Regions from separate parts of the Mus musculus genome. Here region 2 is linked to region 1. The links are chromatin loops, found by intact Hi-C in ENCODE. Cell type or tissue: heart. All regions are shown on one strand.

What was found. Peaks named below come from ENCODE experiments on the same cell type or tissue, not always from the same donor. Only the 100,000 strongest peaks of a DNase experiment are listed, where the experiment ranks them.
Region 2: a loop joins it to region 1, with 2.2 times the contacts of the local background. A loop is called at or near these places in 2 of 42 quality-filtered maps.

Annotation. Positions count from the first base shown.
Region 1 is chr1:125,906,072-125,914,071 of GRCm38, forward strand. Lypd1 (Ly6/Plaur domain containing 1) reads right to left here and starts at 6,143. Exons shown (of 3, transcript NM_145100.4): 1 at 5,768-6,143; 2 at 4,320-4,457. The coding sequence starts at 5,819. Nckap5 (NCK-associated protein 5) reads right to left here. Exons shown (of 17, transcript NM_001081756.1): 17 at 7,565-8,000. In heart, a CTCF peak has its summit at 4,614 (motif pointing right); a DNase peak (open chromatin) is centred at 6,210; H3K4me3 peaks cover 2,644 bases; H3K27me3 peaks cover 3,661 bases.
Region 2 is chr1:126,407,950-126,415,949 of GRCm38, forward strand. The region is part of intron 4 of Nckap5 (NCK-associated protein 5); the gene reads right to left. Among named protein-coding and RNA genes, the nearest start is that of Gm35562, 370 kb to the left of the region's middle. In heart, a CTCF peak has its summit at 146 (motif pointing left); a DNase peak (open chromatin) is centred at 3,662.

The DNA of each region.
Region 1 (8,000 bases):
ACAAAGGATGCTCCAAATTAGCAATTCAGTGGGGAGCATCCCAGAGCCTCTCGGAGAGCTGAGACAAGACTCATGGCCTCACAGAACAGGGATACACAGAATAAGCATCCTCAAGGGGAAGAGGGCTATCACATTCAGCAGAACTTCAGGAAGATACCTAGATGCTCTTAGGAAAGACGGGCATTTTCAGCTCTGCTGCACCAAGAATCTCAGCACAGGCTACATTCTGAACCAGTTTGGCTTTGATTCCTGTCGGCACCACCTAACAGGCACTATGTTCTTTCTTGAGGGTGAAGTTGACAAAGAGTGGAACCGGAGTCAGCTGGTTGAAGTATAGGCTCATAATTGGTCATTATGAATAGAGCTATTACATTTCATGAGATACTATGAGGCTAGTGCTAAGGGATGAGCCAGATAGTGCATACAGTGAAAGTTAGCTCATGCTGCCAGGATTTTATTATATTGTGGTCACTTAGCAACCAAACTTCCTCTCCATCCTTGTTGGTTAAAAAAAAAATCAAGCTGACTGGTCTATAGCAATTACACGAAATTTAATATGAGATGTCTTCAAGATTTCAGTCCCAGGACATTGCTTTCTGCTGTGGAAAAACAAAAACGAAACAAAGCAAAACACCAAAACCAAATCAAATAAACCCAAAACCCAAGAAAACAAAATGAATAACGAAACAAAGTAAAAAGAACTCAACCAAGTGACCAAACAACCAAACAAGCAAACAAAACCACCACGATCAACAGTGAGCACATTTGCCTTGCATCTATTTACAGCTAGTATGATGGTTAGTGTTGCCAACTTGACACCAGGAGAAAAAGGGCATGTCTGTGCGGGAATTATCTTTGCCTTACTTTACATGGGCAGACTCACCTTTGTCATGTGCACGGCTGTTCTCTGACTGGAGTCTTACAGGAGAGGGGCTATGGACACTGGAGCTTGCAGCCTTACTTTGTTCCTGAGTTCGTGTGATAATACCGGTTCCCTCAGGCTCCTGCTGCTGGGACTATGTCCTTCTTGACAGAGCCTTGAACTTTGAGCTAAAACTAAACTCGCCATGAAGTTCCTTTTGTTAGACTACTTTGTTACAGCAACAGGAAACAAACAAAGAGAAACTAAGAAACACCTCTTAACTGGTTTTCCCTTTGGATTCATTAATTGCTTCTGGTTTGTTTGTTTGTTTGTTTGTTTGTTTTGATACCAAGGTTAAGGTTATGTCCTGGACCCACATTCCCAGGGGAAAATGATGGAATGGAGAATGATGGAATGGAGAATGATGGAAAACCAGTTCTTGAAAGTTGTCCTCTGACCTCTGACCTCCACATGTAAGCTGTGCTATGTGTGCAATCACCACCCCCACCTCAAATAAATAAATGTAGCTTTTAGAAGTTTATACAAAGGATGAAACTAAAACTCAGTTTGGGCTATTTAGCAAGTGAGTTAGAGTGGCCATTTACTTGATCCTGGCGTTCCTAGGTGGCTGGTGAGTACAGATGCCCAGTGTCACAAGCAGGCACTGCACAGCTGCAGTTGTTGCAAGCAGAGGTCATGGACACAGACTGAAGATAGCCAGTTTTGCCTAGGTGGTCAGTCCATTGTAAATACTAGAGAATAGTGAATAAAAGCGTTTGCAGAACAATCATGAAGAATCCCAGCATTCATCCATGTTAAAAAAAAAAAGTTAGGTATGGCCACAACACTATGGAGGATAGAGGAGACAAGAGGATCTCTGGGGCTTGCTGCTGGCCAGAATCAGTGAGAATCCATGTCTTAAAGGGAAATGGGGAGAGAGAGCTGGATGCCTCCCTGGCCCCCACCTGCTCCTGCTTGAGTGTGTGCACCTTTGCATATGTATCCATGTTGTGTATATACACACATGCAGATATAGATATAGATATAGATAGATATAGATATAGATGATATAGATATAGATATAGATATATATCACATACATTTCCTCTCTCTGTCTCTCTCTGTCTCTCTCTGTCTCTCTCTGTCTCTCTCTCTCTCGTTCTCACCAAAAGAAGGAAAAAAGGTTGGCATTGCTGTGTGATAGTTTTTCCTCACCTTTTGACCTGTGGCTTATGTCCTCTAACCTGTGGCCATCGACACCTTTCTAGTGACATGTGTCACTAGAAAACAAGCAACCTAAACCAAAGACTTGCTTCAGGATTGCCTGTCTGGATGCTTTCTGTGGGTAATGTGGAAGTTATGAGGTCTTTTCTACAGTATAGTTTGGAGAAGAGGCTACAGCAAGACGAAAAGGGAGTGTGTGGCTGTCATCTTGGATGAACACATGGACAAAAAGCAGTGTTTCTTGGAAGTGTTCTGCCGAGTAACTCCTTTCCTTGATCACAGCCCTGGTTGTGAAGCCCAGCCTCCAGGTGAGCGGTGGCCTTGAGGATTCTGAGGAAGTTCTGAAGGCATGCTAATACCTTCCATCATGTCTGCCTCAAGCCTATTTCATGGAAGATATTGGAAGGCCAGAAGATGTTTGGCTCAGTTAAAATACAGTGCAAAGAAAATCACTCATCAAAACCATTCACATCCATCTTGGTTACAGTATTATCACTAAGTTTTGTGTTGTCCTCCTGCATTAAACAACAGGAGTAGCAGATGCTCCAACAATGCTCACTAGGTTTTGGAGGATACATTATGTTTGAGAGCAGTTACATCTTAGACTTCCCAGAATAGCATTTTTTTTTTAATACACTCCAGCCAATAATGTACTACAAAGAACAGCCACATACAAAGGGTCTGGAGAGATAGCCCGGCGGGGGAAGTGCTTCCAGGTAAGTGTGAGGACTAGAGTCTGGATGCCAAGCACACATGTAAATGTCAGCAGGATTGATGAGGCGATGCCTGCTTGTAAGCTCAGCCTTGGAGGCAGAGATCTGAGATTTTTTTGGACCAAGTTGTCTAGTTAGAATTGGTGAGTTCTCCGGGTTCAAGTAAAAGACTCTGCCTCAATATATATGAGCAAGGAAGATATGGATATCAACCTCTTGTCTCTACACATGCAAAGGTGCATCTTATACTGGCATGAATATCATGTACACATAACAGGTACCTATATATACTCATGTACCAACAACTATGAACATGTTTGCATACATACATGCATATCACACACACATACACATGAAAAAAGAATACACACACACCCTCACATCATTGCTCAGTCCTATAGAGAGCTGTCAGATAGGTTCCTTAAGCAACTAAGAAGTTAACAACAATATACTTCCATTCCCTAACCAGGAGAAGTTGCTTCTCCATGGTTCTGTCTTCAGTGCTAGCTTCTATCCATTGTTGTTCTGCCAGGGAGTTAAGGGGACTCGATTGCTCTAATGAGCTGTGGAGCTCCATGGGCACCTTGTTGGACTAAAAAGTAATAAGACTCACCCAATGTCATTCATCCCCAAGATGGTATTTCCCTTGCTTTCAGCAACCTTTAAATAGCCAAGTCTCTATTTGACCTTGGAATTGAAGCAGCAGCTCATTTATTTTCTCAAATGTCTGGTGCCACTTTGGGGTGAGTTTTTAATTTTAACTCCTGAGTGGGTGGGATTCTACCTTTCAAGACTTACTAGCTAGAGTGAAGTCGGTTCCAGCTAACTCCCTTCTTCAGCTGTACGACATACAGTCTCTTGACTTGGCTAGCTAGTAGCTAAATAGCTAGGGTATGGGGTGGGGGTGGGGGTATCCTTCCTGTGGAAGATCTTGGCAATTTGTGCTTGGAATTTGATGCATTAGTTCTAAAATTAAATAAAGATCCTATAGCGTTCTTCAAAGAAATATGGTGTGGCGCTATGACAAAACACATTTTTCAAGTTCTGACCTCTGGGAACTTCAAGTAGCTTCATATTTCAGTCTGACATTGCTCACAGGCTACTGTCGAGCTGCTAGAGCCGGGGCAGTTATCCATATATTGTTTTCACTGCCCCATCAGCTTTTTAGTCCAGGAAGGTGAAAGGTGTAAATAAAAAATAAAGATAAAAATAAAGGAAAGCTACTGATTTATAATAACTTCTCAGGAGTCCCCTGGGAAGAAGCCCTGGCAATTAACCCTAATGAGTTTAAAGTAACTTCCAACTCTTCATTTCCCCAGAACTGTAAAAAGTACATCTGTGCTAACCAGTGAGTGTATATGTATGTGTGTGTGTGTGTGTGTGTGTGTGTGTGTGTGTGCCCAAGTGCATGTGTAACACACAGTAGCATGTGTGTTACATCAGTCAGGATCTTTTCCTGTAATTTAATACCCTCCTTTCCCAGCCTTCCAAGGGGGTCGGAGGGGGAAAGAGTATCTTACCAGCACTTTGCTCCATCACTTCTTTCTGACACATGTCTTGAACGTTCACGGTGCAATTTACGATGAACTCAGGGGATGAGCAATCGTTGTTCAGCTGGAATTCTTCACACTGGTAGCACTGAATTTGCAGCGCCAGCCCTGTGGGACAGATGCGGTGGGGTTCAGAAACACTGGTTAAGATCTGGCTTGCACAGAGCACATCCTGGCTGGCCGGTATCACCGTGTACTGCCCCAGACAACAAGGGCTTCTGGGCTCTGCATCCTGATGTTCAGGAAGGCTGGAGGTGCCTGAAGCCAGCAGGGGGCGGCGGCATCAGTTCCCAGGGTCTAGGAGGATAAAGCCCTGCCAGAGACCCTACATTTCTTCTCTAGACACAAACAGCTCCTATAACACCCCTCCGGCCTTTCCGCAAGAAGTTGCAAAGAGACCGGTGAGAGTTCAAATCCCAGATCAAAGTAGTGGGGTACAAGCTTGAGCTCCTGTCTGAGCCTAATTACTAATTGGCTACAAATTGGTTAATTACTATTTTGGCACCGTTCATAATTGCATTGGCTGACGCGTTTTCGGTTTTATTTATTTAATCTTTTAAGTCAGCGTTCATGGGCTGAGGCTCTGATGCTTCCTGGAGACCACCCTGCAACCTGGGGGGGGGGGGAGGTGCTGGATGCTAAGTATCCCTGCTCAGTCCTCCAGCTCAGGCTCCCTTCTTGTGATCAGCGACAGGGGCAGCTGCTGCTGAGGGTTGGAGAGGATGTAATGAGAGAGTGCCTGCGTTGGATGTGCGCGTCTGCTTAGGGACCACCACAATGCAGCCCTTTTAGACCTGTCTTGTGACCCCTTTTTTTGAAAAACATGGCTGTTGGAAAAAAATTCTGATAGCTTAGAGTCCGCGATCAGGAGCAGTTACTTACCATATTTTCCTGGTTGCTCTCCTCTGATCTGGGAGCTTCTCTTTGGGCCGCATGCCCCTTCCTAACACCCTACCGATCGCAGGAAGAGCACAGCTAGCTCACTCAGTCCGGAAGGGCTGCTCCCCCGCCCCCAGCAGAGGATTGTCCGGCGAGTCGCTCACCTGTCAGCGTCGCCGCTCCCTTGGGTGGCCACAAACACTGGGTAACTTGACTAGGTTGGAGGCTTGTCGCTCCTTTTCCTGTCTCGCCCAACTCAAGGACCCTCCCCAATCCCAGCTCTGTATCCCCGACTGTGTACCCCACGCAGCTGCAGCCAAGAGTCGCGCCAATCTGCCGCTCTCGGCTCTCCTGCAGCGCGGGACTTGGAGAGCGTCCCAGTCTAGCGCCTTTGGTCTCAGTTTCCAGCACCAAACTCCCGCTGGGTAGCCCCAGCGCAGCGCGGACCACAGCTGGGCGCACTGGGGCTGAGAGCAGGGACGCTTGGCGAGATAGCAGGAGCGTGTCTGGCCAGGCAGCTGGCCTCTTCATCTTCTTACCTGGAAGCCAGAACAATCCGCAAAAAGTTGCTGCGATGCCGAGAACCCACATCCTCCCGGATCGGCAGGGCCGGGAGCGGGCAAGAGCATCAGAGACCACGACCGCAGCGGAGGCTGTTCTGGCCGCGGCGACAGTAGCTGCCGAGGCTGCCGAGGCTCGCGCTGCTGCCGCCCAAGCGACGGCTGCCACCGAGAGGAGCCGCAGGTGTCGCCCGCGGCGCCCGCATCGCCCGCGCCGGGGGCTCCCAGAGGCTGGTCCCAGGCTCCTTGGATTCGCGCTCCCTGGGGCGGAGCGCAGCGCCTCCGGAGGAGTTGGCTGCTGAGGCTTGAAGAACTACTGGCGATCCGGAGCACCCAAAAAAGTCTCGCCTCTTCTGCCCCCACCCCTCCCACTCCGGGTACCACGTGACGGCTGCTGAGTTGTGGTGGGGGTGGAGGGCGGGGAAGGCTGGGACTGTCTCTCTACTGTCCCCACCCCTTTCTGCCACCCTTTTAGCCTACCTCCTCTAGTTCCTTGGAAAGGAGCGCCTGCTGGGTTCGGGAGTAGTGTTGACAGAGGTTAGGAATAAGGAGGTGACTAGGGCGCAGCAGGTGCCATCAGGACCTGTCCTATGCGAACTCGGAGACCCGAGTGCTAGGCTGCGGTACCCTTCCCTTCCAGGTGTTATGTTCCCTTTCGGTGCTAACAGTACCCTTGCAATTGGGTCTCGCCCACCCAGCCCGGCGTCTTCTATCACTCGCTGCCCCCTGGCCCTCTGGGTGACTGCCCTGGATAAAGCGAAGGGCTGTTTCTGAGCACCTGGCAAAGTTGCGGAGCAGCGAGTTCCCTGGGGTGTCCGACGCAGCCGCGCCTCTTCCTGAGAGAAACCCACCTCACTGGCCACCTGGGTCTTCCAGCAGAATGCCTGCGAGTACGATGGTGACCCTACCGCAGCTAGCTCGCTTAGCCCAACCACCATCTCCTCACCTGCTTGCATGCACCGCAGGGGGATGCATTGACTCAGCCTCGGTCTCCTAGCCCAGAAATAAAGCTACCTGGGGAGTGGACACCCGGATCTGTGCTCTCACTGAAAAGCAAATGGGTCTGACTGCTCCCCCAAGCCACCAGCTATGGGTATACACTCCTTACAGCGCTAAAGCATGGCCAATTGGCCATAGGCTGCCTCCCTCCTCCACTACTCCCCTTTCTGACAATTCTAAGTGACCCACCTTGCGTATTCCCGGGACACCACGGTGTTATTTTGCCTTCCTGGTGGAGCTTTGTGGAAGACTGTGCTGTGCACAGAGCAGGCAGTCGCAGCTCTTGGTGCCCCCGCCCACAACCCCCGCGCATTTCCACCCACCCCCACCCCTGATTTGGGATTTGGGAGATTCGGTGGAAACCCGTGGCTAAGCATCACCCCTCTCCTGTGAGGTCTCCCGAGGGGAAGTGGTCTCTCAGCTGGGATGTGATCATTTATGTCCCTACCCTGCCAGCAGAGCAGGTTTGAAAGAGGCATAAATGACTTTCTTGTAATTCCTTTGCAGAGATCGGTCCATAGCTGCCTCAGGCTCATTCTCCCCCACCCCTCCCCCTCATTTCTAGCTGGTTAACTCCTTGGGGAGACAAGGATGCTTTGCCCATTACTCGCTTGTCTGAAGTGTGGATCTTAACAATTGTTCGAATTACTATTACAGTAGCAAGAGGGTTGGCTTATTTATTCTTTCAGGGAAACCTCTCCACAGAGCAAGCGTGAGACATAATTATAATAATCACGGGACCAACCTCTCCCTGAACAAAGTTCTTTTCTGCTCTTATAGGGTGTAATTGTGATAAGACCTTTATTCCAAAATGAAATGAAACAAAAGAATTTTTTCTAAAGACAAGGAGGATACTTTACACGCAGCTTGAATTTAAGGTAATGAAATCCAAATACAACAAATTGCACAAATACAATAACACTGGTCATACAATACTCTATAAAGATACAAGTGTTCTAAGGTAACCACACAAATCCTAAACATAGCTCTAGTCTGCCTGGTCTGTAGGCTTCTGTACAGAAGGAATTATAAATAGTTCACGTCTAGAAAAAATACACATAACCTTTAAAATAGAATTTATCCTCCCATATAAACAGTCTTTAATAGAAAAAAAGGATATTAAAAAGTAAGAAAGTTTCATAGCACCAACCATTCATTTATTTTTAAGATATGGCAAAGAGTACCCAGGTTTTAATAATAATATAAAAGCAGG
Region 2 (8,000 bases), 500 kb after region 1:
CACACTCCTAGCATAATCTTTAGCTTCTTCCCAATCTGCCCATCAGCTTTGGCAAAGACTATCTTCATCCTACAAGGTGAAATTCTTGCCAGTTATGGTAAGATTTGCCTTAGATACAAAGATAGACATGCGCCACCTAGTGTCCGGATGTCAGAAGTGTGGGTCAGCCATGCCTCAGCTGGCAAACCATTTGTTACCACTCAGAGCTGTGCTTAAACTTGTCCTTTGAGTGACAATGAACTGCAGACATAAGGTTTTCTAACTTCCTGTAAGACGTTGAAATACAAGTTTAGGTCCAGGAGGCTTCGTGTTTGTCCCTCTCTTCCCTAAGTGGCAGTTTGGCTCAAGGTTATCCCTGATCCTTTTTGGTCTCGCTTTCTTCCCTCTTTCACAGTTCACCCTTAGAGCCTGTACCCTATCTTCCACAACTTGGAAATATGTGTGCTTTCTACCCCCACATGTGCAGAAGAAACTGGGGACAAGTGGCTAACTGCCTGCCTATTAGCACACCAAAGCATATGCTGGCCTCTAGGCTCTCAGCCCTTCTCACCCAGACCCCTACCCTAAAGTTTCCAGCTTCTCATTCCTGTAGAACCTGACATTTTGGCCATGCACCCCACTGCTGTTTGTTCTCTCTTCTCTCTTCTCTCTTCTCTCCTCCTCCTCCACCTCCTGCTCCTCCTTCTCTTCCTCCTCCTTCTTCTCTCAATCTCCCTCTCCCTCCACCTCCCTCTCCCTCCCTCCCCCTTCCCTCTCCCTTCCTTCCCCCCCCTTTCTCTCTCCTGGTCCTCTTTGCTCTTGGACTGTATGCCCACTCTCTCTTCCCCCTCTCTTTCTTGGTCTTTTTTCTTGTGGCCCCCACCCCAGCACCTCCTCTCCTGTTCTGACCCATTCTCTTGGCCATGCTTAGTCTACCAGTTTCTCTCCCTCTCTGGCCTCTTCCAGATGCCTCTGTGAACTCTCCCTCAGATCCACTATAAAAACCTTCTCTACCATGCCACGCAGCAGTCATGGCCTCATTTTAACCAGCGATTTCTTCAGAAAGGATGTCCTACAAGAACAGATGTGAGGTTAGGAAAGATGGCTCACTCAGTAAAAGCGCTTGCAGCACAAGCCTGAGGACCTGAGTTCAGATCCCACCACCCATAAACATAAACATCCAGTGTGCTGTGGCTCAGATCTGTAACTCCAGCACTGGGAAAGCCGCATGGCTGAGTTAGTTAAAAAGACAGATGGAGCCCTTGGGCATGTTGACTGCTAGGTTAGCTGTATCCATGAACTCCATGCTCAAAGACCTCATCTAGAAGAATAATGTGGAAAGTGGTTGAGGAAACAACCTGTCATCAATCTCCAGCCTCCATATACACTCACACACAAGACGGGCATACCCTCTGTACTGGCTAGTTTTGTGTCAACTTGACACTGCTGGAGTTATCACGGAGAAAGGAGCTTCAGTTGAGGAAATGCCTCCATGAGATCCAACTGTAAGGCATTTTCTCAATTAGTGATCATGGGGGAAAAGGCCCCTTGTGGGTGGGACCATCTCTGGGCTGGTAGTCTTGGTTCTATAAGAGAGCAGGATGAGCAAGCCAGGGGAAGCAAGCCAGTAAGGAACATCCCTCCATGGTCTCTGCATCAGCTCCTGCTCCCTGACCTGCTTGAGTTCCAGTCCTGACTTCCTTGGTGATGAACAGCAGTATGGAAGTGTAAGCCGAATAAACCCTTTCCTCCCCAACTTGTTTCTTAGTCATGATGTTTGTGCAGGAATAGAAACCCTGACTAAGACACCCTCCCTCGGGGGCACACCTGTATATACCACACAGACAAACACACACAGTGAGAAAGGGGCCAGAAAGAGATATTTTGAAAGTGGTTAGGTCATTTCTATCATAGCCAAGAAATACTGTTCATGGAGAGTTTTTAATTTCTTTAAGACTCACTTAATTACTGAATCTCAAATTCACATAAAGTGCCGAGTTTTAGATTAAAGATCTGCACAGGAAAACATTTTGAGTTTTTTAAGCACTGTACCCACATTTACAAGAGCTATAGTCTTGTAGGTTGAAAAGGAATTGCTGTATTGAAAGCAGAAGTATAAACACAGTATATTAAGCTACAGCATCTTATTTAGTTATTTGATTCTTTGATACTTTCATACATATTTAGAATACATTCTGATCACATTCATCCGTCCAATCTCCGCTATCTTCCTTCCACCAAGTGTCCGTCCCATTTCCATGTCTTCTTGTCTTGATTTGGTTTTTATTTTGTGGACTATGGGGTTTAACAAGGACCACGCTTATAAGCCTAGGTGTGCAGCTGTCTACTGGAGCTTGAGTAAGTCACCATTGTCCACACAGATAACGACACAGACTGCTCTCTCGCCCTTGACTGCCTTTAGCTCCCTTATGAGTACAATGCCCAATGAGCTCCTTGCCTATCTGTAATGATAACTGAATGTTTACAGACTCTGTCTTGTGCAGGTACTTGGCAGAAATTTCAATTGTGTGAGTACTACAGCCAAGTCATGCCCACAGACAACTGGTCATGGCTCTCCTCCCTGCCCATTAGCGCTTACCACCACCCCCACCCCCACTTCTGAGATATTCTCTTAGCGTTTAGGGGTGGTGGTGGCATGGGTGCCCTACTTAATGGTGAACACTCAACAGTCACTTGTTACTTATTTATTTATTTATTTAGTTAGTTAGTTATATGTGGTGTGTGTGAGGCAATGACCACCATAAATGTCTGCTATTTTTGGAGATTATAATTTAATTACAACATTTCTCCCTTTCCTTCACATCCCTTCCTCCAGGCTCTCTGATCCATACACCCTTCCCTACCTCCTATTCTCCTTCAAATTCATGACTTCTTTTTTGTTTAAACAAATTTATTTTTTAGTTTAAATGAACTAATTTATTTTAACTTACTATGTAGCTTATTCTTAATTTAATTTAACTAATTTGTTATGACAAGGCCTCTTGCTTTGATGCGGGGCTCACTGATTTTGCTAGACTAGCTGTCCTGTTTCACCCTCACCATGGTTAGGTTCATAAGCACTGATACCATGTCTGGTTGTTTAAATATGGGTTCTGAGGTCTTCATCCTTGTACTGACAACCCCTTTACCAACAAGCCTGTGTGTGTGTGTGTGTGTGTGTGTGTGTGTGTGTGTGTGTGTGTCCAAATCTGTCCTCTGGTTTTGCATGCCTGTGCAGTGTGCATGGGTATATTGAAACACAGGGAACTAGACACAAGAGACAGAACAAACAACAAAAAGGAGACATACATATATCTTAAAGGAAAATAAAAATAAAAGTCATCTATAGAGATCCTAAATTTCTCTTTAACATCCTCAAGATTGTAGCCTCTATCACATATACGTTATTCTTATTCTGAAGGAAGCACTAAATTTACTTCTGTGGTCCTCTTTTTATTTAAGAAATATTCCATTCTACTCTTTATATCTTCAAGATAGATAGCCTTAGACAGACACTAGGAAAGTAAGAACTTTTGGAGCCATGTGTGACTACCCTTAAATTATTTCCTATAATTAGAATAACCACGAGGCTGTAAAGCAAGTGTTTGTCTCAACAGCAGAAGCCATGGAATAGCCATGGTAATGTTTGCTGTGTGAGGGAATGGCTTCCTGCCATGGCCCGATGGCGGTTAACCAATGACAGTCAGAACACTGGGGACACAGTGAGTAAGGGAAAGTACAGGCAGTGCAAACACAAGGACCTGAGTTTCATCCCTGGATTCTACGCTTAAAACAGAAACAGAAACAAAAAGGCACTGTGGTGACCAGGTGCCTGTGATCCCAGCTCCTGAGATGTGCATGTGTACACTCAAACTCGGGGTGGGGGTGGGAGGGGTTACAAGAGAAAGAACACACAACAAAAACAATGTGAGGGCAGTTGAGAACCAGAGTGACATTTACACAACCATGGGGGTGGGGGGGACAAATATCAGAGAAGTCCACCATATAACAGCTCCATCTCTACTGAGGGAACACAATGTGTGAAAATGGTCCACCACACCATTGGTTCTTGGTTTTGTTTGGTTTTAGTTGTTGTTTTGTTTTTTGTTTCATGAATACCAGGTTTCAAGGAGCTTCAAGCAAAAGAGGGATGAGAAGGAGAGAGGGAGGGAAAGAGGGAAGGAAAGAGGGAGGGAGGGAGGGAGGGAAGGAGGGAGGGAGGGAGGGAGGGAGGGAGGGAGGGAGGGAGGGAGGGAGGGAGGGAGGGAGGAAAGAAATCCAATGAACACTTTTAATACCAAGGAGGAATTAAAGGTCTATTGCTCCAAGTGAAGCTCAAAGACTTGCTGTGAAACTTTTCAGGGGGCTGTGGGAGGGTTAATGAATTGAAATCAGAATTGCTTCTGAGTCCTGACAGGTTCCCCTGACCCCAATACCCAATACAGCTAAACACACAGTTCATAGTGAAAAGCAGAATAGAAGCATTGCAAAGTGTGGCCTAGGAAAAGGAGAACAAAGAGATCCAGTGGCCTCCTGAGTCCATCTCTGGAGTCCTGACTTAAGGTCTAGGTTTAAACACAGGGTGCAGGGCTGTAGAGATGGCTCAGTGGCTAAGAGCAGTACTGTTCTTTCAGAAGCCTGGGGTTGGTTTCCCAGTACCCATTTTGGCTCATAACCATCACAACTCCAGTTGCAGGGAATCCAATGCCCTCTTTCAGCCTCCTTGGTACCAGGCATACCATACATTGCCCTTACATGCATGCGGTTAAAACACATATAAAAATAAACACATGTAAATGATGCAAATAATACATACACAGACACATACATAGAGAATACGAGTTTGAGAGGTTTGCACAGCTAAGCAATCCTAGTCAAGATGTGGTCCCATCCATGACTGACGTTGCACTGTCTCAGCTCGTCTCTCCTACAAGGGGTTCTAACAAGCTGCCATAACTCCATAACATCCCCTCCTGAGGATAATCCAGTTCCTTGGGGTTGAATTTCAGGACTCTGACAGCCACAGAGATGGACATCAGTTCAGTTTTAGAGCAGCCCCATTCCTGCCAGGATAGCTAGTGTGTGTGTGTGTGTGTGTGTGTGTACATGTATGTGTTTGAACTCTACTACCTCTGTTTGTACACACAGCAGAATATAGAGTCCAAGTCATGTTTACTGAAGGCTCCAAACTCTATCTGGCTTCACAGGAATCCAAGATTTCTTGGCTTCCCCATTACAAGAAGCAATGGAGAAGCCCCATAGGAAGCCAAGGAAAAACATTTAACTTGATGGGGTCCTTGAGCATCTTGGAAAACCTAACAATTAGACCTCATTACCATGAAAGGTTACAGATCAAAACTACTTAAGGACAACCTTATATTTTGACTGTGATAAAACTTCTGATTAAAACCTTTTGCAGGCTGAGGGGACAGCTCAGTGGGTAAAGTATTTGTTGTGCAAGCATGAGGACTTGACTTTACTCCCAAGAACATACATTTAAAATAAAAACTGGTCATGATGGTAGGTTTATAATCCCAATGTTGGGCAGACAGACAGGCAGATCCCAGGGACTCACTGCATGTGGCCAGCCAGTGTAGCTTTCCTAGTGAGCACCAGGCCAATGGAAGACCCTGTCTCAAACACAAGGTGGATGGCACCTGAGGAATGAGAGCTGAGGCTGACCTCTGTGCACCTATGAATACACAAGAGCACCTGTACACATACAAACACATGCGACAAACACTTCACATGAAGCTCTCAGGTGCATGGCTTCTCTTGGGGACTTTTACAGTGATATCGAACATATTCTTAAGACCGACCGCAAGCAGTGGACCAGAGCTTCTCTCTGGTTATTGTTTATTCGGATGCCTTCCACTTTCGTATTGACATGCATTCTGGTTTCAAAGGAACTTCCCCTTTCTTTTCTCAGTTGCCTGAACCTTTTAGCTTTAACTTCTATTTTCTCTGTCAAGCAGTGTTACATCAGATGAATTCCAATTCAAATCACCTATTGTTTGCACTCAGCCTTGTAATCTGACGAAAAACCTTTTTCTGGTATTTCTAGACAAGGTAATTTATCTGTTTTATAAGTTTGGATTCTCTCAAAACTTAAGAACCTTAAATATGAGCCTGTCTCAGTTAAGAAGAAACGTGCGCATCAGGTGAACCTTTCCTTAAGCTCCAACTGGGCTAAGGAGACAGAAGCAAAAGAAGTGAGGCTCAGCAGGATAGGACAGAGATTCCAACCGCCCCCCAACACACGCACGCACACACACACACAAGAAGTTGATTTTCAAAGGGCTCTTTGTTAGAACGCCACTATGGAGAAACAAGGAAAGTTTCTTTTGGAAGCAGAGACGGATCTCTCCATCATTTATACATGATCCTTCTCAAACATCTGTAGTGTGCTAACTTCAAAACCTAAGGAGTCCAACTGAGTGTTGTGTGCAATGCAATATATATATATATTTGGGGCTGGGAGATCACATGCACAATTTCTCAAGTTCATTCTTAAAAAAAAATAATGTCATGTGTGGTAGGATTTAGTGAGGATGTGCTTGCAATTCCTGGGGTTCACTGGCAAGCTAGCCTAGCCTATTCAGTGAGGTCTGGCCCAGTAAGACATGCTGTCTGAAAAGATAAAGTGAATAGCACATGAGGAGCAACATGTGACATTGACCTCCTGCCTTCAAATGTGAACACCTATACAGGGACATGAGCACACAGACCCATGTTAACACACATCTATACAGGTACATGAACGCACAGACCCATGTGAACACACACCTATATGCACAAGCACAAGGTTTTTTTTTTTTTTTTTTTTTTGTTTTTTTTTTAAGTTCTTCCTTCAAATTGTTGCCTTGTTTCAACTGTCAAACACTAAAACTGGTCACCAGAAGAGGGCAGATAGTGGGAGGAAGCCCTGAAGTCTCAATCCAATGCTGACCTGGGAGACTTGCGATCCTTGATGCAATACCTACTTCTGGGCACCTGACTCGCTTCCTTAACTGCTCTGGGTTGATTATTCAATTGGATAATAATTGGGAGCCAGGAAGACACGGTTTTGTATTTTTGATATGAAATAGTATAGATACCATAGAGTAAGGTCCCAAAACTTGTTTTGATGTGATCGGTTCCATCTCTCATTTCTCCTTCAAATAAAATACCCATGCTCAGCACTTATCTTGGGTCTTCTAGGCTTCCACCCTGTTCTTGGGCCTTGCTTACCCAGGCTCTAAAACTCCTATCCTTCAGCCTTCCAGAAATCTCTACTTAGCTTCTATCTACTTTAATAAAAATATCCTTATTGACTCAGTATATCAAGGTGGCAAGGGAGAACTGGGAAGTAAAGCGCCTGTGCAGGAAGAAATGATGAGAAGAGATTTGGCACATGGGGTTCTGTTCCAACTCAGGTTGTTTACCATTGTCCAGAGGTAGGTGAATGCTAATGGTATGGAGAGATTAAATGTTATGAAGATTGACAAATATAGAACAAAGGTTCTGAAATGGGGGAAATATTCTCTGCACTCTTTCATAAGACATGTAGTCCAGTCTAGTACTCAAGTCTGGTGGACAACTTCTAAGGGTATCCATTGATGGGGCCAGAGAACTACTGTAAATGGGGCAGACCGACCATGTCAACATGGAACTAAGGGTGATGGCCTCTGATAAAGAACTGCAGTACAAAGGGTCTATAATCTGAATTTATTATAGAACAGTGGCCAAAATGTTCATAGACTACATGGGCTACAGACTCAGTTGGGTAGGACCACTTATTACCCAGGCACAGGGACCTGTGTTCAAATCACAAGCTCCTAGTGTCAAATGCTGGGCAGGGGTATAGCCATGCCTGTGCATACACCTGTAACCCCACTACTGTTTCAGGAGGAGAAAGGAGGATTGCTTAAGCTTGCAAGCCACAAGCCTATCTCCAGATTCAGTGAGAGAGACCCCATCTCAAGGGGACAGGATAGAGAATGATAGATGGAGATGTCCGACGTCCTTCTCTGGCCTCGGGG